Linked DNA regions of Homo sapiens: region 2 is linked to region 1. Evidence: read pairs that join two places in POLR2A ChIA-PET (ENCODE). Cell type or tissue: endothelial cell of umbilical vein. All regions are shown on one strand. Links, peaks and the distances in the headings refer to the core of each region. The heading gives the core; the rest is flanking DNA. Region 1 overlaps CCN2-AS1 (CCN2 antisense RNA 1). Region 2 holds the start of LINC01013 (long intergenic non-protein coding RNA 1013).

Region 1 (11,213 bases), core at 1,869-9,868:
TAAATAGGTCATTAAATATCTGCCATCATAATAGTGTATTATTAAATATTACTAACAACCAGATTTTTATTTTTACAAGAAGGCTTCTGTAAATTTACCCCAAATGTTATCTGTCTATGGCTCAGGTCATCCTTACATAAAGTATAATGTAAAAATAAAATTATTCCATTTTAATTTTTAAAATACTCTGAAGGGAGAAAATTGAAAACATAGACCACAGGCCCTAGGTCTCAAATATCTTCTCTTGACAATTTCATTTCCAAGTCCTTTCATCCTTTACCTGTTAATGAACTTTTGGATATCCATGTAATGGAGAGGAGTAATCATATCGAGCATTCAAAGTTCTGAATGCTTTGAGAACTGTAAACACTTAAGAGGCAAAGATATGGCTCTTTCTCTATTCAACACTGAAATTAATACATGAGTATTTAGACCTCAGTTTTACCTTCTACTTATGTTGTGATTGAAATATCCCTGGACTGAATTAAAATCAGTCTGCATTAATTAAATGACAACAAAATGTTGAGGGCCTTCGTCTTGGTGACAGGCATTGTATAGATGCATTTCCTTAAGCACCCAGAATCATGCCTGGTAGCACGCACAAATCATTCTAGGGTCCATTTACATTTACACACATTACTCACAAAGAATACAATGCATATATACTTTGGATCAGATAACCTACAGGACTAAAGATGTGTGATTTCAAACTGTGTTAGGAAGGGCCACCATGAGGGATCATCAAGTGCAAGCTAAACAAGATTGGTCTTTGGATCTCTTCTGAAGTCTGTAATGAGATTTCACTGATGCTGAAATAACGTTTTAAACCTCATGTTCCACTCAATATAGTTTTCTTGGAAAAGCATTATAAAAATACCACCTTCCAGTCTTACTTGCTTCTGTGTTTACGTAAACTGTTTTTATCCCAGTTTGTAACCAAGGCTGCACATAAAAGAAAGAAGGAAATCCATTATGAGTCTGAAACAGGAAATTCTACATGTGTTCTAAATCATCTAACTGTAGAAACAGCTACATCGTTACTGAGCAGCCACCACGGTAGCCCTGGGAGTGAACAAACATCTCTCTGGGGCCCTGATGCCTCACAGAAGAGACCTAGAGAGAGCAGCTCAGAGATGAGTTGCTGAAATTTGAAAATGTAATTGGGTTGTTTTTTTTTTAATTTAATGGGTTTTAATTTGGTCTGACAAATGTTTCTTTTCCAATTATGAATATAGAATTTGACAAACAAAAGCTCAAGCCAGGCATGGTGGCTCACACCTGTAATCCCAGCACTTTGGGAGGCCGAGGCGGGCGGATCATGAGGTTGAGAGATCGAGACCATCCTGGCCAACATGGTGAAACCCTGTCTCTACTAAAAATTCAATAGTTAGCTCGGCGTGGTGGTGTGTGCCTGTAATACCAGCTAGTCGGGAGGCTGAGGCAGGACAACCGCTTGAACCCGGGAGGCGGAGGTTGCAGTGAGCCGAGATCGTGCCACCGCACTCCAGCCTGGCGATAGAGCAAGACTCCATAAAAAAAAAAAAAAATTTACAAATCTTTGTTCAAATATGGTGTTTTTTTATTCTATGATTCTGCTCTTTAAAAATATGTAATGTATTTATAAATTTAGATTATAATATTAATATGAAATTGAATATTATAAGGATAGAGAAAAATATCCAGTAAAATACTTCTACAGTAGGATTAGCTAATGTAGAAAAGAATAGTCTTCACAAAGAAAAAGAGGTTTAAGATAAAAGAACAATGATTTGAACAGGAATATTAAGTGATTTTTAAATTAATTTTTTCATCATTCTTTTCTAGGTCATCTATAAATAGCATGTATAAATAACACTTAAAAGATTCTAATTAAATATGATGATCTAGCCCAATTTCCCCTCTAAATTTAGAAAGAAATATTCCACATGACAGCAGCTACCACCAATCAGTCGTCTTCCATCTTTGCAATCCCAGCACCCCACACTACAGCAATTTATTTCATCTCTGCCTCCCACTTGCCAAAACCAAGTGGTAGTCATTTTCCCATCTCAAAACTCCATGCACCTTTGTTCTCATCTCTCATCTAGTGTGTTGTGCTTTGTTTTTAAGCAAAGAATGAATTTGACCAAGAAACACAGAAACTCTACAGGGGTAAGAATACACTAACTGAAGGGTCTACATAAAAAGATCTGGGCTACACCATCTATTAGTCTTTTGCTCAGATATGTGGAAGACCCATACTGACATATGGGTCACCATAAGGAAGGATGGATGGTATAAGGAAGATGGCCAGCTGTTGCCACAATAATTAAGTAGACTCTGTCTACTATTTTCTATTAAACACTTCACCTCAGCAAAAGCAGCAAGATTGAAGCCTTATTTCTAAATAAGATCAGTTCTAGGCAAAAAACAAAAACAAAAAACAAAAAAAAAAACAGTGGTCAAAATCGTGGTCTTCTGCCATTTTTTTGTCTGTGTCTCCTTTCTCCAGTCAACCCTTCACCATAATCACACCACCACAAGGGTCTCTCACTGGGTACCCCTTGAAGATCATCATATCCAGCCAGAAGTCCACTTCCCCAAACCTTCCCTGCATCCTCTCTACACTCACTGAACTCTAAACCGCTGCCTCATGGGCAACTTGTTTGTTAATTTGATAAAAAGAACTTCAGGTGAAAGCTTGCTAAAGATGAGCTCATGTTTTGTCCATTCATAGTAACATACCATACCCACTCACAAGGTGTAATCCAGATGAGTGACTCATTGTATGTGGGCTTCGAATTACATGATAAGAACATATATTTTTAGCAATTTAAAGTCTTACTGTAGTATGATCTATAGTTTCTATAATTCAGTCCTTTTAAACAAGAGCCCAAAGGCCATTACTGCTCCTTCTGCTGCTCTCCAAGGAGCAGGAGCATTTAGTGTAAAAGGGAGACCTGCTTAGGCTCTACCTACTCAGATGTGGGATAAAGACCAGAACCATACAGAATGGCTACACAAAGATTTTGCCAATACTTCAGGAAATGAAAAAATGACAAGGGCAAAAATTGTTGAATCCCAACTCAGTAAGATCTAAAATCTTTAAAATGAGTTTGCAAAACTTTTGTGCAACACATGGAAGAATCTATTTCAGAAGACTTCTAGAACAATTAAGAAGGACGGTCAGGAAAAGATTACCTATTGGAGCAACTTTTTAATACCAGTAAATTTAGTTTGCCTTAGTAGCAGATGCCTTCACGACCTTATACGAATTGTGATATTTAAGTGAATGAACATACACACCATTTTTATTGCTGTTCCTACAAACTTCTACTTTGTTTTAAGTTCTCAGTCTTACCATCCGTAGTTTTATACACCACAGTCCTTTTCACAAGCGTGCCACAGCCACACAGGTTTAGGGAAGATTACTTATTTCCAGACAGGTCTATATCCCAGCCCCACCTAATCACTCCACTCAGCAAATACCTGGACTGTCTACGTGAAGTCTAGACGGGCTTCCAAGGGGCAGCTGAGAAAATGCAAAATTGCTCTCAGTTAGCATGCTGCAACTAAACCCACCATCTTCCTCCCTGGCTTATGAAAAAAATGCCCTTTCTCCAACTGTATACCATTCCTCACTCTTAAAATATTTTGTTTTTTGTTAAGTAGGAGAAGAAATACAACCTATTCTTAATAATTAAATGTGAGTATTGTGCTATTACATTTTCCAGGCAGATCTACAAACATTCCACCCTTTCATTTTTCTGAACAACACTATTAAGTTAGATATTATTCTTATTTTATAAGTGAGCCTTCCATCCCGCAGCTAGAGTTGAGGTTAGGGTCGGGCCTTCAGATTCAGTGCCTTTTCCATTATGTTCTTCCGCTCTCCCTTATTGAAATGTTTGTTGCTCTGTACATATTTTGCTATATAAGTTTTAATTACAACATCTGAATAGTAGGAAGGCACTCTGTTTCTTTTTTTACAGCACATAGCATAGTTTTAACTAATATTTCTAAATAAAATGTGTATTTGCCAAAATCAGTGACATATTTCTTTTAGATAAGAAATATTTCTATAGATTAGCCAGTGAAATTCATTAACAAGTTTTCAAGCAAAGGAAGCAAAAAAGAAAGTGGACCTTTTCAGTGCTATCCAGAGGCAAGGACATAGTCTGTCTTAACTCTTTTGATCTTCATGGCAACACCATGAGTGAGTTATTATATTTTATACATGAGAAACCTGAGTTTCAAAGAAGTGTCTTACCCAATTCACGAAATACGTGGCGGAAATGGGATTTAAACTTAAGTCTCTCTGACTCCAAAGCTCATAGCCTTCCCACTAAGCCATCATACCTTTCTACAGGGTGGCCTCTCTGGTAAACTCTACGAGAAGGAAATTTACTTTGCACAAAAAATTCAGTCTAAGCCTATCCTGATTAAAAGGTCGTGGTCTGTCCCTGTTCAGACAGTAAATTCCAGACAAAGTGCATGTGCACTGAGCACTAACTGTGTGTTTCATCCTGGAGATTCTCTGCAATAACAAGAGTTCCTTTGGGGAAAGTTCAGTTCTTTAGCCACCCTGGCACAGTCTGGGATGACTCAGGTCAGACTACAAAGGCTCCAAACAATCCCTTCTAAACAAGATCTTAAGAATGTCAATGACTAAGGTACAATTGTTCTCAGATGACCTTGGGTGGGGGCCATGATCACTCACAGTATGAAAAATTAAGTGATATGAGATGGGGAAAGTTAAGGTGAGGAGTTTTACTGCTTTCAGGATCCAAAAAGAAATTTTTAAAATGTGCCAACAGACTACAGCATAACCTGATAAATAGCAATCCTCTCTCAAATCTTACTTTTTCCTCTTTTGTTGAAGAAAATGGAAGATAAGACTTGAGTGAAGTTACCCTCTAAAGCCCTACAGGAAGTGTTTATTTTGTCTTATGTATAAAACCATAACTAGTATCCAAAAGAACTTGATGTCCCTGTTAAGAATGAAAAAGACCACGGTAAACAGCTGGCGGGAGCTGATAGCATGTCGCACCATGTGCATTCTTTACCAGCCCCTTGAATTGCTCATTTCAAAAAGGAGAAAACATTTCCTGCCTCAGTGCATAACAGGGAAAGGCGAATGGTCTGGAATGACCTCACAAGATTTAAGCAGTTTGCCAAAGAACTTAAACAGAATTTGCTCAAAGCTTCGATCAACTGAACATTTGCCATACTATTTCAAAAATGTCTGCATTCACAAGAAAGAAATGTCTGCATTCAGAAGAAAGAAAAATCCTCACCATGAGACATATTCTCAGTAAGAAATCATTACAACCACTGAAAATGTTTTCATTGTTAATATGTACAAGTGATAATATCAGAATTTTTGGTGTTTCTTCAATTTCCCTTACTCCTATCCAACTATAACTTTGTGAAAGCAAAGACTATAATTTACTAATGTATGGGTTCTTTGTAGAATTTAACATATTTATGCATTTACTCCCTCAACAAACAATTGTGCTTAACATTGTACAAACACTGGAGATACAAAGACATTTGATGTATAGATCAAATGTTTCTTGAGCATTTGCTGTGTTTCTGGCACTGAGCTAGAAAATGGGCTTATAACTGTGAACTAGACAGTCAACTGTCCTATCTTCATGGAGCTATCAGTCCAGTTCAGTGGGTCATAATCCTGGCTGTGAATCAGAATCACCAGGGAGCTTTTTAAATAGACCGCTGACCGTGCCTGACCTAACACCAATTAAATCAAAGTCAAGACATGATTACAATATACTATGATAAACGTAATGATTGAGAAAAATAAAGAGATATTTTGAGAGCACATAGAAAGTACATACAACCCAGATTCAGGGCTAAGTAGAATGTTTTAAATAATGATTTATCAGTTAGCCTAGGAAATAAAGGGAAGTAAGGGAGATGGAAGCGTTCTGGACAAAAGGTGTATGAGATTCAAAGGCAGAGAGGCCCATTTCTGGGGTAGTACAGTGATGTCACTGCTTCTGATGTCATATAGCATGCAAGGAGAGAAAGACCACCAAAGAGACAGGATAAGTATGTAGGGGCCAGAGCAAGAAAACCCCAGATTCTCATACTGAGGAGGAGGTATTTATTCCTGAAATAATTAAAGCTTTGGAGGAAATTTAAACAAGAAATGTATGTGATACGACCCATTATTTTACTTTCTTTACCCTCAGGCCACGGACACGTATATTTTGCAGATCTAGAAGCAATAATACAGTAATCCCAAATTGAATCATCTCTTAATCCCTGAAGAAAATCAATCATTTGATCCGCTAAAGCGATCTGTCATTATTCCACTTAAATTCATGCCCGGCTTTTTCTGTTTCCCTTCCAGCAAAATCAATCATTTGTCTTGCTCCTAAGACTTTCTCAAGCCCAATCCCTGAGTGATGCTGGGGACACTTAACACCCTTGTTCCCAGGAAGAGGAGAAAGCACTGGGGTATGGAAAGCATAATTTGAGCTTTGTGCACAGTCCTCCAGTGGAAAGGGAAACTAAGTATCCCAAAGTTGTTTTTAAAGCATTTTGTCAGCTTGCTTACCTGATAAGGCAAGAAAGTGGATCATTTATTTTCCTGGGAAATTATGGTAATTTAAACTTTTTCTTCAGAGTGTCCTATAATTGCCTTCTGGGTTTCATGAAGCCCAAAACATGTTTTTGTTATTTATATCCCCTTATTTTTCCCCACTATTCATAAAGCAGTGAAAAACAGTTCTTACAAATAAGGGAAAATTCAAGTACAGTACCTGCTTGTGTGACTCAATATTTTAATTTGATTTAAAAATCAATAATTTATTTTAACTAAATGACAGACATTTTATTCCTATGTACAAAGAACTCAGAAATTCCACCCTACCTCCCACATCCCGTTTGGTCACAAGAGAGATAATGGCTGCATTGACAAGAACTATTTCCAGTTCCTGTCAAGGGTCATTTCAGAAAGAAAGCTCAAGCAAAAGCCTCACACTATTATTTTTATTTTAGAACATTTAAAAATAAATAACCAGTTATTGGTCTCAAGGGTCTTCCTGTTTCTGCAAATGAAAACCTTGGGAGAAAGTAGTTTTATGCTGGTGAAGCATCAGGTTGGTCAGATTAAAAGGGACCAAAGAGAACAGCCCAAACCCAAATCCTATTCCTCTGGAGCTACAAGTGAGATGCTGGGTTTTTTTCCCATTCGGTTTTCCTAGTGGCCTTATGGGGTCAATCATATGAGATGAATACTCACATGAGACAAATTTAGGTTTTAATTTCCTTTTAAGAGGAGCCAGACAACAGCATGCCACATCTTTTGACATCAGTACTAATAGCAGATACGAGTTGATGCCTTACTCTGTTCTAGGCACCATGCCACATGTTTTACATACCTCTTTTTATTTAGCTTATACAATAAACCCATCCCAAGACCCTTATGTACATCCCACTGATAGGAAAAGAGACACAGCCAATAAATGGCACAAAAGAGATTAGAATCCGTTTTTTAGACACAAAATTGAAAGCTCACAACCACTATGTATTTGTTTCTCTGTCATTAAACTGATTTTCCATGCAAATCATTGTCGTTCAGTATTCATATGATGCATATGTGACAAAGGCCCCAAGTAATGAACTGCTGCTCTCTGACTCATTACATACACATTTATGGTCTTTAGCTATGTATCACAAAGCTGCGGAACAGTATTTACATCTTCAGTGAGGCTCCAGCAGTTAACCATGAGCCAGCTGCAGGTCACCTGGCCTTACAAAACAATTCAAAGTTATATGCTCGTGTAGCTCTTTCCAGCCAGGAAATGGAAATAGAGTATTATTGATGGTATATTTGTTTTAGATTTGTTAGCCCTGAGATAGATTAATTGTCTGCTGAAATATTTATTCTTTTCTTCCTTGATAGTATCATTCCTGCTACTCTTGATACAGTCAGCATATTACCACTGAAAATTACTTTTTGTTCTCTTAATTCTACCTTCTGCTATTCTAACCCAGTGGTTAAAAATAAAAAAAAAAAAGTAAAAAACAAAACTGTCATTTTTTCATTCTATTGTTCATTCTGACATTTCTAGTTCAAGTCAATGTTGGCAATCATTCTTAATAGCCTCAATAATAACCCTTATTCAAGGATTTGAGAAAACAATGTGTGGAATCAGAGGAGCAATGTGTGGTATAGGGGGAGCAGTCTGTATTTTAGAGTAAGACTGGTTTAAACACTGGTGCCTATGCTTAACCTCTACAGTCCATGAGATTCTTATTTGTAAAACTTGAAAATTACTGCTTACTATGAAGAGTTGTTAAAAGGATTAAATATAAGGTATCTGAGGGCCAATAATTTTACATGTTTAAAATAAATGACACTTTATAAATGACAATACTTACAGTCCTATCCTTAAAGGCTGTTTTAAAACTATTTTCTTTTAAGAAATAGATTTTAAAAATTAAACAATGTCAAATACATTAGTGTCCAGTACAATAATAAAATCCTTTTAAGCAGGAACCTTAAGTGATAGCTTTATCTCTGCCATATTCATCTAGTCCAGTCCTGATAAACATCACAAGGAATAAGTGGGTAGGGTATAGAGTTTTAAAAATATAATTAAGAGCCTCCTTTTATGAAAATGTTTCTGTGACTATGAATTCCATGAAGATACTTTTTAAAACTTCATTTTTTTCTTACATCATTTCTGACTATTGTGTGTAAAATCTTTTACATCATCGTCATGAGAGTGCCAGCAAATGTTCATGAACATCACAGCGGGCTCGACTATGAACTTCTGGGTGAAGAGGCATCATGGTATCGTGGTCATGACACATGAATGGAAATCACACTTGAGTCTGAATTCTAGCTCTGACATATAAAGTGGTTTGATCTTCCTGAACTGTTTCCTTATCCATATGCTGTAAATATGATAGCTATAGTTGCCAGTATTAAGGACAATGATGCTGATGAAGGTGTACACATAGTAGGTGCTCAATAAATGTGTTTTTTCCTCTAATCTCTCTATTTGTCTTGACATACCTATTATTTGCACTTATTAGGTTAATTTGATTGAATCAATATTGTATAAATATATGAGATAAAAACACTTTACAAAATCCAGCTAAGCACAATAACCTTTTATTATAGGTAAGAAAATATGCCTCTTCTCACTTCATTTTCCAACTGGTCTATGAGTGCAGATATGCACACATGCATCTGTGGACACACGTCACAGACACATGCTGACATGCAAATTGCTTAATCTTGTTCCAGTTAATAACAAAAAGCAGAGCCTGGCAGCAGCACTGCAAACACACTTTTGTTTAGTGCTCCCCAGTGCCCCAGATAGCTGAGTGAAATACTTTATGGTTTAGTTGTTGCTGGACAGCAAAGCCATTTCGAGTGTTGCAGTGGGAACTGCAGTTTTCCAGTGGACATATAATCAGCCATGTCAGAAAATAAGAAGCCCTTATCTAACTCACAATTCAAAAGATATTGTGATATCCTCCTGAGGTCAATATCTGGTTACATGATTCCCAACAGAAATATAAAATTCTTATGATTAAGAATGATTAAGAAAGCAATGTACAATGTAGAAGAATCGCCAGATTTCATAGGCCACTCCAGACCCATTCTGCTTTCTGTGGGAAAAAACAAAAACAAAGTAAATTCTTTTATATCTTTCTCAGACAGGAAACTTCATGATGAGAAAGTTAAAAAAAAATTGTAAGGAAAAAGCAAAACAAGAAATTTCAGTGATGCAACTTATTTATTCTTAAAGCTATTTCCCTGATCTACCGTTACACTGGAAACCATTAGCAGGTGCCTTAAATTTCCAACAGTTTTGAATGTGTGAATCTTGTTAGGTTGCCAAATAATTAACTTTGTTTATTAATTACCAGTTTCAGGATCTTTAGCAATAAATTTTGCTGGTAATGAAGAACCCCTTACTACACACATGCACACACACACACACACACACACACACACACACACCCCTGGGGGACCTTTTACAGCATGAGGCTATTAATAGGCAGATAGCCTCTGTTTTATGAGACTCTGCCACCAAATTGATGATGCTGACCCACTGCTCTTTCATATTACGCTAGTAAATACTTGAAATGGAAATCTTGGGATCATAGATGAAACATCACAAGGTAAAAACATTGCAAGGTTAAAAACTTCATGTGTCTCAATTAGAAATTATTCTGCTTGGTTGATATTTTCCATTTGAAACTTTTTTTTAAGGAGTCCTGGTTTCTCTGAGGTTTTGCTCAGGAGGCTAAAATGTTATGTCTAACAGTAAGCTGCTTTAATTCTTCTTCCTTTCTGTTTCACAGTTGAAACAGAGAATTTGCATTGTGAGGCATATCCCGGCCTTCCCCTGAAGATAAACAAAATGTTGAATCCTCCAAAAGTTGACTATGTGATCTATGCCACTGGAGGCAAACTATAAGTAATATATTACATGTTGAATCTGCTTAAGAGAGAACTAAAAGTATAATTGAACAGCTTGAGAGGTTGTTTAAAAGTATTGTTTATTCCCTAATGAAAATTTAGCCCAGGCCACAAGTCATTATTACTCCAAAGATCAAGGACTTGAAGATTAAGCCCCACTTTTGCTGACAGAGGTCTTCTCACAGCAGAATCGAGAATGTTGGTGGGGAAGTCTACACAGTAATTTCCTATACTGCAAATAACTCAGTAGAGAAACAGTTTGTCCCAACAAGATCACCATTACATTTTTTAAGAAGAGCAAAAAATATTAATAAAATAGTTAATAAAAATGGAGTGCCTCAGATTATCAGGATTGTTTGAGAAACTTGATCGTGTAATATTTTACATAAAGAGTCAGTTTGCATTTTGGGGGCCTTTTCAAAGACTGAATTCATTTTCCCTTTATTTCATGTCATGCCACCCTATCTTTATTTAAGGTACTTAACCAAACTTTATCTCATTCATCACTTCAGAGAGCAGCAATTGGGGCTGGGCTCAGCTGAGGAGTTCTGGTCAGAGCTAGACTCACTTATGCATCTGCAATCAGTTTCTGGTGGTCAAGTGCTGGCTGGTCAAGGATGGCATGGTGGGCAGAGTAGTGACCACTCTTCCCCTTTACATACACACACACACACACATAGATGCACGCGCACACACACACACACAGTCCACATTCTAATCCCTAGAATCTGTGGATATACTACCTTACATGGAAAAGGGGGGT
Region 2 (11,213 bases), core at 1,830-9,829, 70 kb before region 1:
CCTACAGAATGTGCACATCAGTAGAACTTAGTAGCAGTGACCACCAAAACAAACTGGTAGACTTTTGAGGAGGAATTCAATTTGCTTTCTATTTCTTTCAGGTTTGAGGCTTATGGAAATCTGTACATGGAGGAACCTGTGGGGTTTGAAAATGGAAATCCTTTGCTCGTTTATAATTTAGAGCACGTTGGGAAAGATGAATTCTACAGAAAGGGGAGAAGCAGAAGCTGTCATTTCCTTTTTAGCAGTAGTGGGCAATGTGGGGAATGGAACAGACAACAGATACGGGATTTTACAGCAGCTTCTGGGAAATTTGCTGAAAACCTGCCCCAGTGCCACAGCTGTGGCTGAGATCAAGAGTCATAGGGTAGTTTCTTATGATTCTTGCAACTTCCTGAATTCCTCAAAGGTTACAGTGGCTTTGTCTGGCCCTCACTCCTCAAATGGACTTTTTTGGTGCCTAATTCCCTATGTTTAAGTCTCCTCCTGTTTGAAGTCTCTAGTTGACTACTCTAGTTGATGAAATGAAACCTGTTTCAGGTGATGAGTGTTGAAAGCTTGTAAACAGGGATACATTCAAACAATGATGATACATTTGCTCAAAAGAGAATGATTATCTTAAAGATATCCTCCAAAGTAAAAAATTGATCAACAGAAAATGATATCTTAATAACAATAATCTAGATGTAAAGGATCTGTTAACAAAGATTAGGATATGGGCTTGGCAGACAAGTTGTCAAGTGGAAGAAGGTGTACTTCACAACTAGAGAAGGTCACTTAAAAACCCCACTTTTTAAAGGTATAACTGACAAAAAATAACAGCACATATTGAATGTATACAACTTTAGTTTGGAGATAAGTACACATCTGTGAAATCATCACCACAATCTATGCAATAAACTTATCCATTGTCTCCGAAAGTTTTCTCTCACCCTCTTTATTATTTGTGATAAGAACACTTAACATAAGATCTATCCTCTTACCAAATTTTTAAGTATATAATACAGTACTTGTAACTATAGACACTACACTATACAGTAGATCTCCAGGGCTTGTTCATTGTATATAACAGAAACTTTGTGCACTTGGAGCAATAACTTCCCATTTCTCTCACCACCCCCTCCAACTCCCGGTAACCATCATTCTATTCTCTATTACTATGAGTTTGACTATTTTAGATTCCACATATAACTTAAATCATACAATATTTGTCTTTCTGTGCCTGGCTTGTTTCACTAGCATGATGTCTTCCAGGTTCATCCATGTTGTCACCAAAGGCAGTATTACTTCTTTTCTAAGGTTAAATAATATTCCATTGTATATATATATCACATTTCTTTATCCATTCATCAGTCGATGGACATTTAGATTGATTACATGTCTTGGCTATTGTGAATAATGCCACAGTGAACGTGAGAGTTCAATTACCTTTTAGAGATCTTGCTTTCAATTCTTTTGGATCAATAACAGAAGTGGGATTGCTGAATCATATGATAGTTCTATTTTTAATTTATTGAGGAGCCTCCATGCTGTTTTGCATAGCGGCCGAAGCAGCTGCACCCATTTACATGCCCCCTAACAGTGTACAAGAGTTCTCTTCTCTCCAGATCCTCGCCAACACTTTTTATCTTTTGCTTTTTGGATAACAGCCATTCTAATGGGTGTGAGATTCATTGTGGTTTTCATTTGCATTTCTCTGATGACTAGTGATGTTGAACATCTTTTCATATGTCTCTTGGCCATTTGTAGAAAATGCTATTCTTGAATTCATTTTCAAAATATACATTGAAGTCTGTTTTTGTAAAACTTAACAATAATCATCAAATTAAAAACTAGATGTGTCAGTCTCAAATCATTTAATAATATTCAATCAAGAATAAAAAATTTAGAAAGCAAAACTCATTAGTTCTTTTATTTACTCAGCAATTATTTCTTGAAAAGCTGTAAGTGCTAAGCAGTACTTAGATGCTGGGGGAAGTAACAGAGAGCAAAAGATTTGAAGACAAATCCTTGCCTTCATGGAGCTTGGTTTTAGAGTTTGATATAGACAATAAAGATGTTAAGTACTAAGATGCTTATATAGTACTTTAAAAAGAAGATCATTATGGCTGGGTGCAGTGGCTTGCCTGTAATCCCAGCACTTTGGGAGGCCGAGGCGGGTGGATCACCTGAGGTCAGGAGTTTGAGACCAGCCTGACCAACATGGAGAAACCCCATCTCACCTAAAAATACAAAATTACCCAGGCATGGTGGCACATGCCTGTAATCCCAACTACTCAGGTGGCTGAGGCAGGAGAATCCCTTGAACCTGGGGGCAGAGATTGCGGTGAACCAAGATCATGCCATTGCACTCCAGACTGGGCGACAAGAGCAAAACTCCATCTCAAAAAAAAAAAAAAAAAGAAGAAGATCATTACTATGAAAGATAAAATGGATATGAGGAATTCTGGGGTGTTAAGTTTGCAATTTTAAATAGGACAGTCAAGGTAGGCCTTATTGAGAAAGTGATATTTGAGTCAAGACTTAAACTAAGCAAAATGCGAGCCATGGAGATAACAAAAACAAGATTTTTCCAGGCATTGGAAATTGTTTTTGCAAAGAAGCTGAGGCTGGGATGTGCCTGGCATGTTTGGGGAAGAACAAGGAAACCAGTGTTGCTTAGGTGCAGAGTTTCTGTGGAAGAAAAGAAAAAAAAACTCGGAGGAAATAACTTATTTAAGAGTTAAATTGAACAGTTAGCTAAATAGCAACAGAGGAAGATCTCAGTGTTTCCAGTTATTTGGCTTTTCTTTTTTTTTAACACCTTATTAATTTACTTAGCTAATGAATTAGCCAGGTAGGAAGGTAGGTGGGTGGGTAGGTAGGTAGGTAGATAGGTAGCTAGCTAGTTTTAAGGAGGTAATACATGCACACCGTATACAATTCCGAATTTCCAGTGGTCTGAAGGAGTGTGCACAGTGAAAAGTCAGCCTCTTTGATGCACTTACACAGTGTCTCCCTACCCACAAGGATCCAATGTCACTAGTTCTCCTATGTATCTTTCCAGAGACATTCCATGACTCTTTCTAATATTCACTGCCAATTGAGGCAATTTGGAAAAGCAGAGTGTGTCACTGAGATCTCGACAAAGTTCGCTTTCATAGACGCACCTGCATCTTTGTACAGTAATTACAGACCCCGAAAGAGGAGGTCAGCCCAGATGGTGCTCATTTCATATGGGTGGGGTGGGGCCTATCTTGTGAAGTCACCAAGTCACCTCATGAAGAAGTGACATGGGTGTGGCCACTATTTATTCTGACAGCTATTTTTGTTCTCATATCCAGAGGAAGATTCCGTGGCTGTCGTTTCTTGTCATTTTCCCCCAAGTATAAGGAGTGATTTCACTGCATGCATGAAAACAGGTGTAATGAAATTTAAAAAGAAATGGTAGGCAAAAATAAATAAATGCAATAATAAAGTGAATAATAAATGGAAAATTTCTGTGTTTCACCAATCAATATGGACCAGGGACAATGCGTTCTTTGTTTGATAAAAGTTAGAAATCCAAGTTTTTCCTCAAGTGCAGCCAAACTACATGTAATATATACTTTAGGCATTCGGGCATTTCCCTTATAGGTAAACAAACAGCAAGCCATAAAATCTTCTGTATTTCTTTGATGTTACAGACAGTCTTCTGTTTTATCATGGGCTGCAAGTCTGATTCTGTTCTGTGAGATGTCTTGCATAATTTTCTAGTAGTATCAAAAAAAAGTGCCATACAATCAGAGTCTACCTCTCCAACGATAGTAAGATAAAGGATGTTGATTTCTTCAGGAACATTCCTATGGCCCTAGCATTGTCATCACTCAACAGCCTGTCTCTATAATGACTACTATATTTTCTAAGACACCATCTCTGGAATTAAAGTGTATCTTTAGCTTTGTACTGGTGTTTCCAGTCCTTGAATTCCCCCAACTTGATTTTTCTTAGCCTAAAAAATGACCTAAATTTCCTTTTCTTTTATGTTCTACCTCTTTTTTGCCTCACCTAACACATGTAAACCACCATAAAAGTTGAGTAGTAGCTCTCCTGTTTTTCCCCTTAAGTTTTTTACTTACTCCAATACACATTTATTCTAGAAGGACATTTTGGTTCCAGCATATCCTCAAGTTAATGATATCATAATGTATGCTTCTGACTCAGTTTGAAAATCCAAATAGATTAATGACAGTAAAGACTTTTGAGAAAGTAAATAAATATATTAAGGATGCTTGAGAGACAAGTAATATAAATACAGTCCCCCAAAACAAGTAAAGAGAAAGCTGTGATTCAGTGATAGCAACTTTTACCTGATTCTTACCTTGTTCTCCCACTGTACTGCCTGCTCCAGGCTTCTTTTCCCAGCATAATCTATCCAGACCACTTGTGTTTAGTATCCAAGTGTAGCTCTCCTTTGTTCCAGGCTGAGGTCCAGGATATAAAGCTGATGCAGTCACAGGTTCTAGTGGGTTAAATAATACTTGGGCACTGCTGGATGCCAACTAGCACAGTTTTCTGGAGATGATGTCTTAACTGGAAGAATGGAATCCATTAGTTGGAATTTCAGTTGCTGACTGATCAGCAGAAGAAATATGTGGGATAAGAATGTCTTCTGCAGCCCCTTAAGTCAAACCAGATAGGAAACTGCCTCCTCAGACTGCACGAGGAGTCTACTGAAATTCTGATTTTCTTAAATGTACAGCAAAGAAGTTTAAAACACCAAAATAGGGCACAAGAGAGTTATTGTAATATTAGTATCAACTTTAGGTGAGAATTTAGTCATTAAATATAATTTACTTCCTATTTATTAAAAATGCTGGCTTCCTGAAGTCATTCATAAGGAAATGAATCTGTGAGGCATAACTTGTGATCACAGCGGGGGGGTGAGGAAGTCCTTCAGATGCAGCTTCGTGGGGAAAGCGTGAGGAACAACTCAACTGGCTTCCTATGTGAAATAGACAGATTTGTCTCTAAGACGTTTAAAAAAGAAGAAGAAATAATAATTTATAACTTAGAAATTAAAACTGTTGAATGCCTCATCTAAGATGAGGCAGCACTATCCATTTCAAGGATTATAAAATGAGAGAAGTATGATTTGTAGAAATGAAATAGAACTTTTTCTAAGGGAAGCTTATAAACTTGAGACTACATATCAGACAAGTTCACAAGTTTGGGGAAAAGGGGTACATGTGTAAGCCTCTCATGTTGGGCTAAGAAAAGGAAAAAGTTGTTGGGTCTTGAGTTTAATTTTTAAATGTTTTGGTGAGTAGAAATGAGCTCATATAAATAACATTTCCTCTTTTGTGCTTTGCCTAAACTATTCTTGTAAATTGTGATCTTTAGCCACACCAATCCCCAGAGTTCCTCAGATTTCTGCTTCAGTGCTGCTCATGTCATAAACAGAATTCTTATAAAAGCATTTTTAGAATGTAAAATCTGCAGTGGTCCAGAGATGAAGCTATGTTTTAAATAGACCTATATTATTAGTGAAAATATGGTGTAGTACAGCACACAGCACAGAGAGCCTGAGGGGTCCTGGTCCTAGGCCCAGCTCTTCTGCTGGCCATGTGGCAATGAATGCTTTGTGTCTCCGATTTTTCACTGGTGAAAGAAGAGGGATGAAATGAATGGCTCCTCAGTTATCTTCCAACACTGAGAATCTGCCTTTGTTATGTAAGAGTAGCCGGGCTTTCACTCAGGCCTGATCATGAATAACAATCTTAATAGTGGTGAGTAATGCACAGAGTCACTTTTCCACAACTAGGAGAATCTTGGGTCTTGAAGAAAACCTAGGAAATCATATCACCTTGTCCTCCATTGCCAGTGAGGGCTGCATCTTCATCCTTCAAATACGCTCTTTCAGGCTAATCTAAACAACTCTTCCCAAGGGGCAAACTTCACAACTTCTATGTCCTTAATGGCAGAAGTTCTTCCTTATGTTTGGTCTGAATCTCCCTGCTGAATTTGCAATTTATTTTCATTTGTCCTATCCTTAGCAGAGAGGGAGCACAACTGGGGCACACATTCAAGTGCTATCTATTATTAATCTGAGCCATAGTAAATTTGTTTGTACTAGAGTTTCTGGGGTCTTACATTGCATTCCAGTGAGATGATAGAACCTGATCCCTTGATGGAATGTTCTTTTTGAGGTCTAAAATGACTGAACGATAAAGGCTAACAGGCTGGCAGGAATCCTGAGCAGTTCTTGATAGTGGTCACAGGAAAGGGCATTGTTTCTTTGGCTGTCCAGTCTCCTAGCAACCTAGTGTACAGCGGCTCTTGACATAGGGCTCTCTGAAACCCCACATTTAGAACTATTAAACTATTTCTTCTAAAATTAAATATGTGCTCAGGCAACTGTATTTTAAAAATCTGATAAAAAGGTAATTTTTCCAATAGCACCTGGTGCTTAGTAGAGATAGGGAAAACTGATGAAAGGGAACATAATTATACCATCTAGCCCTACCCACTGCTTTCTGAAAGGTGAGCTCTTATTATGCCCATTTTACAGACAAGGCAGATGGACACACACTGAGAAACGAACAATGCTAACAATATCAACAGTTTAAGAGGGAAACGTTTAGGATTTGGAAAAGCAAATGAAAGCAGGTTTACCTTGCTGACACTCAAAAAGTAATAAGAGCTCCCTATTCACTTTCTGCCTCCTCCTAGTCATGTGGGTGTCCTGTGAGAGGCACAGAAGAGGAAAAAAGTGGTATTCCCTGGGGATGGACTTTCCCAGCCTCCTCCAGAGCAGTCCAGGTTTGTGAATCAATGCAGGAGGTGGGGGTGGGAGTGGGAGGGGTTGGCCAGGCAAGGCTTTCCCTTTACCCACACAGGCTGTGATTAAGAAGGCATCCATCTGTCAACAGAGGCTCTCAGCTGTATTTCCAGCCCAGCTTCCTCCCAACTGACTCATTCAGTGATGCCACAATCTAATGTTTATGACCTAACAGATGATCACCATGGAAGTAGCACAAACCTTGGACTGTTGAGGAGCAAAACCAGCGTAGAGGAGCTGGACCGTTTAGGAAAAGAAAAAATGAAGACCCTTATTCATAGAGACCACATGTTAAGACTGAACATCCCACTCCTCATGTGGGCATTTCCACCCATTACTAAAATTGATATTTGGATGCCTTCGTGCCTGTTGGAGAACCCAAATAAGGATTTCAGGTGACTGAGTACAAACAGATAGCATGGCATTTAGAAACAGACAGCAAGAAGTAGAAGGGAAAATGTGTGTGCAGCAATTTAACGAGGTTTGGATTACAAATTCAGTTTCCTTATCTTTTTGCCAGCATGTGGCAACAGTTCTAAAGGAGACAGAAAATGCATTGAATGCCAGGAGAAAGATGAAGATCCCCCCAAACTCAACTTTATAAACAGTCCTGGTGGAATATTCACAATGTGGAAGTCAGGATAAACTGGCTATTCCACCCGCCACTGCCCCCCAGGAAAAGAAAAGCCTAAATGAATAAGAAAGCCAACGGAAATAAGTGCTTTTTAGTAAAGATCATCGCATTTGGTGCTGTGAGTGGCAGGAAGCGTTGGCACAGACTTGGGAGCTACATGAGGACTCCGGTGGCGTGGTCAGGGTGAAGTGAGCCTGACTTCCTGGCCTGGCCTCCCCAGACTAATAATCAAAAAGAGCTGCCCTTCCCCAGCCCTAAACAGCCCTGTGTGAACACAGTGTCTCCTAGTAGTGCCTGTGGCTTACAAGTAATGTGAGAGTCTTTTTATAACTGTTGAGGTTTAACGTAAAAGGAAGCTCAGAATCAGCGGTAAAGGGAGGGGAATGTTGTGAACTACAGACCATCTGAAATGGGGAAAATCATAAATACCAGAGTGTCTGATTATTTGAATGTCTCTTGAAGTCAAATAATGAACCTTCTTCATGTTCTGCTTTTCTGGACTTGGCTCCCTCTGACAAATTTGCAGGCATCAGGGTCTGTCTGGAATTCCTTCCAAGTTGGAGGGATATTTTTTCCCTTGACATTTTGCAGCTGAGACAGCCGGAGCAGGAAGCTGAGGAGCGTAACATTACCAAATATGTCCTTTCTCCTGCCCGTAAGTTCTATTTCCACAGGAAAAGAAGGCAGATGCTGGCCAATGAGAACTGGCCAGTAGAAATGCAGCCACAGCAGGCGGCCTCTACTGGAAGTGAGGAAATTGATCAGATGCCATTTTTCACAAAAATGGAAACTGTTCTAGGTACCACCAATTAAAATTTGTGCTACGCTGGAGGAAGAAGTTTGACAGGTTCCTACAAGTTGCCCAGCTATTTCAGGGGAATTCTTTATCACTCTATTGGTCTCATTTTCTCAACACCCCTGGAGTGGGAATTAGAGAGTTGGCCTTGGCTGCTGACACACTGTGCTTTTGACCAGATCATTTCTCCTAGGATGTGGGGGAAGCTTCAGATGCTTTATTGCTAAAATGAAGGTTTGGATGTGATGAGCTCCCAGATCCCCTCTGGGTTACCAAGACTGTGGTCTCCAAGCTTCTTCAATCGTGTGTTTCAACCACTAAAATAAATCCAAATATTTGTCCAGATGCTTTTCTTTATGGGTCTAAGACACTAATCTCAAACTATCGTATCTACATGGTCTAGGAAAGAACATAAGTGAGCAAAATAGCTGCAGATTGCATACTCTTTGCTTGCATATTAAATACAGTCAGTTCTCCATATCCGCAGTTCCACACTAGCAGATTCAATTAACCTTGCATTGAAAATATTTTTGAAAACAATAATACAACAATAAAAAATAATACAATTAAAAAAATAAGATAGCCATTTACATGCCATTTACATTGTATTAGGTATTATAAGTAATCTAGAGGCGATTTAAAATATAGGGAGGATGCGTGTACCTTACATGCAAATACTACATTTATACAAGGAACTTGAACAATCTGTGTCTTAGAACCAATCCCTTCCTCAAACCTCACCCTTATCCCCACCCTGCTGATACCAAGGGCCTGCTGAATGTAAGAAAATTCTTTTTTTTTTTTTGAAACATAGTCTCACTCTGTCACCCAGGCTGGAGTGCAGTGGTGTGATCTCAGCTCACTGCAACCTCTGCCTCCTGGGTTCAAGAAATTCTCTGCCTCAGCCTCCTGAGTATCTGGGATTACAGGTGTCCACCACTACGCCCGGTTAATTTTTGTCTTTTTAGTAGAGACGGGGTTTCACCATCTTGGCCAGGCTGGTCTCGAACTCCTGACCTCGTGATCCACCCGCCTTGGCTTCCCAAAGAGCTGAGATTACAGGCATGAGCCACCGCACCTGGCCAGAAAATTCATTTTTTAAACATAATCTTCTTGTTTCATCTTTATTTATCCTACTTTTAAAAGAGAACGCTTACTGAGAAAGTTCTTTACTGAGGAAAATAACAACCTATGCATGTTTTAAATGGCCAGCAATGCTTAATGTTGAGTCAAGAACACTTTGGGGAATGGTAGAAATAGGAGTAATCTGGAGCATGGACACCCCATTGGTCCTAATGTGGAAACTGCTTCTCCAGTGGGTCACCTTCAAGCAGAAATGGAGGCCTACTGCTGTTCAATTGTGATTTTTCAAGAGAAATGGGAAACTCTATTTTAACGTGAAATTGAGTTAATTTCAAATATTTTGTCTCAAAAATTTTAGAGTCAAGATTTGAGGACAAGTGTATGATGGCAACGGGCCACACTCAGCCAATGAGTAGCTCCTTGGTGATCTCTGATCTAATATTCAGCTGATTTAGCTAGCCCTATAATTTTTTTGTGTGATAATATTGGAACTTTGCAGTCAGACCTCCATACTCCAGTCAGGGTAATTATGTATGTGTAAGGCAGAAAAACATGAAATATTTCATTAATATCACAGTGTTTTTCTTTGGAGCCACTTCTTGAATCTTCTTAAAGCTGCTCCATCAGACTAGTGATCTATGTTGTTCAGTCATGAAAGTAAGGAAAATATTCCATTGCTCTTGATATAGTTGTCACTTTTGCATATGAAAATCTCACAGAAAAAAATGTATTTTAAACAACATTAGATAAGATTGGCAAACTTTTTTTGTAAGGGTTCAAGCAGTAAATATTTAGGCTTTGTGGACCATATGGTCTCTGTTGCAACTGTGCGTGACTGTGCAAAATCAACCATAGACAATCCATACACCAATGGGCCTGGCTGAATTCCAATAAAACTTTATTTATGCAAACAGATTGTAGGCCAGATTTGGCCCACAGGCTGTAGTTTGCCAACTCCTGTATTAGATCATAAGCTCTTCTAAGTTGTAACCTGTACCTCATTCAACTCTGTATTTTCAGGCTACACAATCCTGGCACAGGGGAAGCACTCCATTAACATTTAAAAAAATAAATTGAAGGTTGTTGAACCTAGCAGTTTATGACAATCATAATTAACTTCCCATTTACATGATTGAAACTTATAGTAGTGTTTATAGGTTGTGTTCACTCTGAGACTTACATCAGCATTTGAACCTCCTCAGAGAGTTTGTGGCTTAATCTCACTGTTCAAAATGAGGGAAGGAGGTGCCCAACCAGACTCATGCAGCAACCTAATGGCTTGCTTACACCTCATTCTGAGACTGATGGATCAAAGATCAGGAGCCACAAAAGGACCCTCATGATTTTACAGAGAGGCTCCTTTACAAATCTTTACCTCCACTCTTCCTTTGACAATTTAAATGACCCCAAACCAAGCATCTATGGAGTCCTTACACTGCTGCACAATGGTTTTCAAAATGCTGGTTATGACACAGTGCACATATACTAAAACATTTCCCAAAGCAATCCTCATCCTTATGAAGGGTAATTCACTGGGATATTTTCCCTTTGCTTATATTTTATTTATTTTTTAGTGCTGATCATAACTCTCTAAATTGATTTTAGAGAAATTTTTCTAAGTAAAAATGAGATCAGAAGTCACCAAGCTGCTGTCCATTGGCTGGGTAGGGCCCTTGTCAGCATCCTATGCTTGGCTCTAAAATTTATGAGCCAAAGTTTTATTTTCAAAATGTCACTGGATGTGACATTTTGTTTGAAAACCAAAGAAGCAGGCTCAGTTCTGTCCTTTGGGGATTTACAATTAAACTGGAGACATAAGACACAGATATCCGATGTCTATGGAATACCTCCTGAGATCTGTTAGGAGACAGGTCATAGTATTTGTGCCACCTGGAGTTCTT

The links. Peaks named below come from ENCODE experiments on the same cell type or tissue, not always from the same donor. Only the 100,000 strongest peaks of a DNase experiment are listed, where the experiment ranks them.
Region 2: POLR2A ChIA-PET joins it to region 1 with 23 read pairs; 3 of 35 experiments call an interaction of 5 or more read pairs at or near these places.

Annotation. Positions count from the first base shown.
Region 1 is chr6:132,057,272-132,068,484 of GRCh38, reverse strand. All of the region lies in intron 2 of CCN2-AS1 (CCN2 antisense RNA 1), which reads right to left. Among named protein-coding and RNA genes, the nearest start is that of MIR548AJ1, 52 kb to the left of the region's middle. In endothelial cell of umbilical vein, for the core only: no CTCF peak of the experiment used is centred there; DNase peaks (open chromatin) are centred at 4,574, 5,034, 5,634 and 7,714; H3K27ac peaks cover 6,918 bases.
Region 2 is chr6:132,127,610-132,138,822 of GRCh38, reverse strand. It overlaps LINC01013 (long intergenic non-protein coding RNA 1013), which reads right to left and starts at 6,251. Exons shown (of 6, transcript NR_187602.1): 1 at 6,112-6,251; 2 at 4,340-4,551. RefSeq lists enhancers at 5,417-5,918, 5,687-6,886. In endothelial cell of umbilical vein, for the core only: no CTCF peak of the experiment used is centred there; DNase peaks (open chromatin) are centred at 4,882, 5,772, 6,202, 6,952 and 2 weaker places; H3K4me3 peaks cover 2,804 bases; H3K27ac peaks cover 6,110 bases.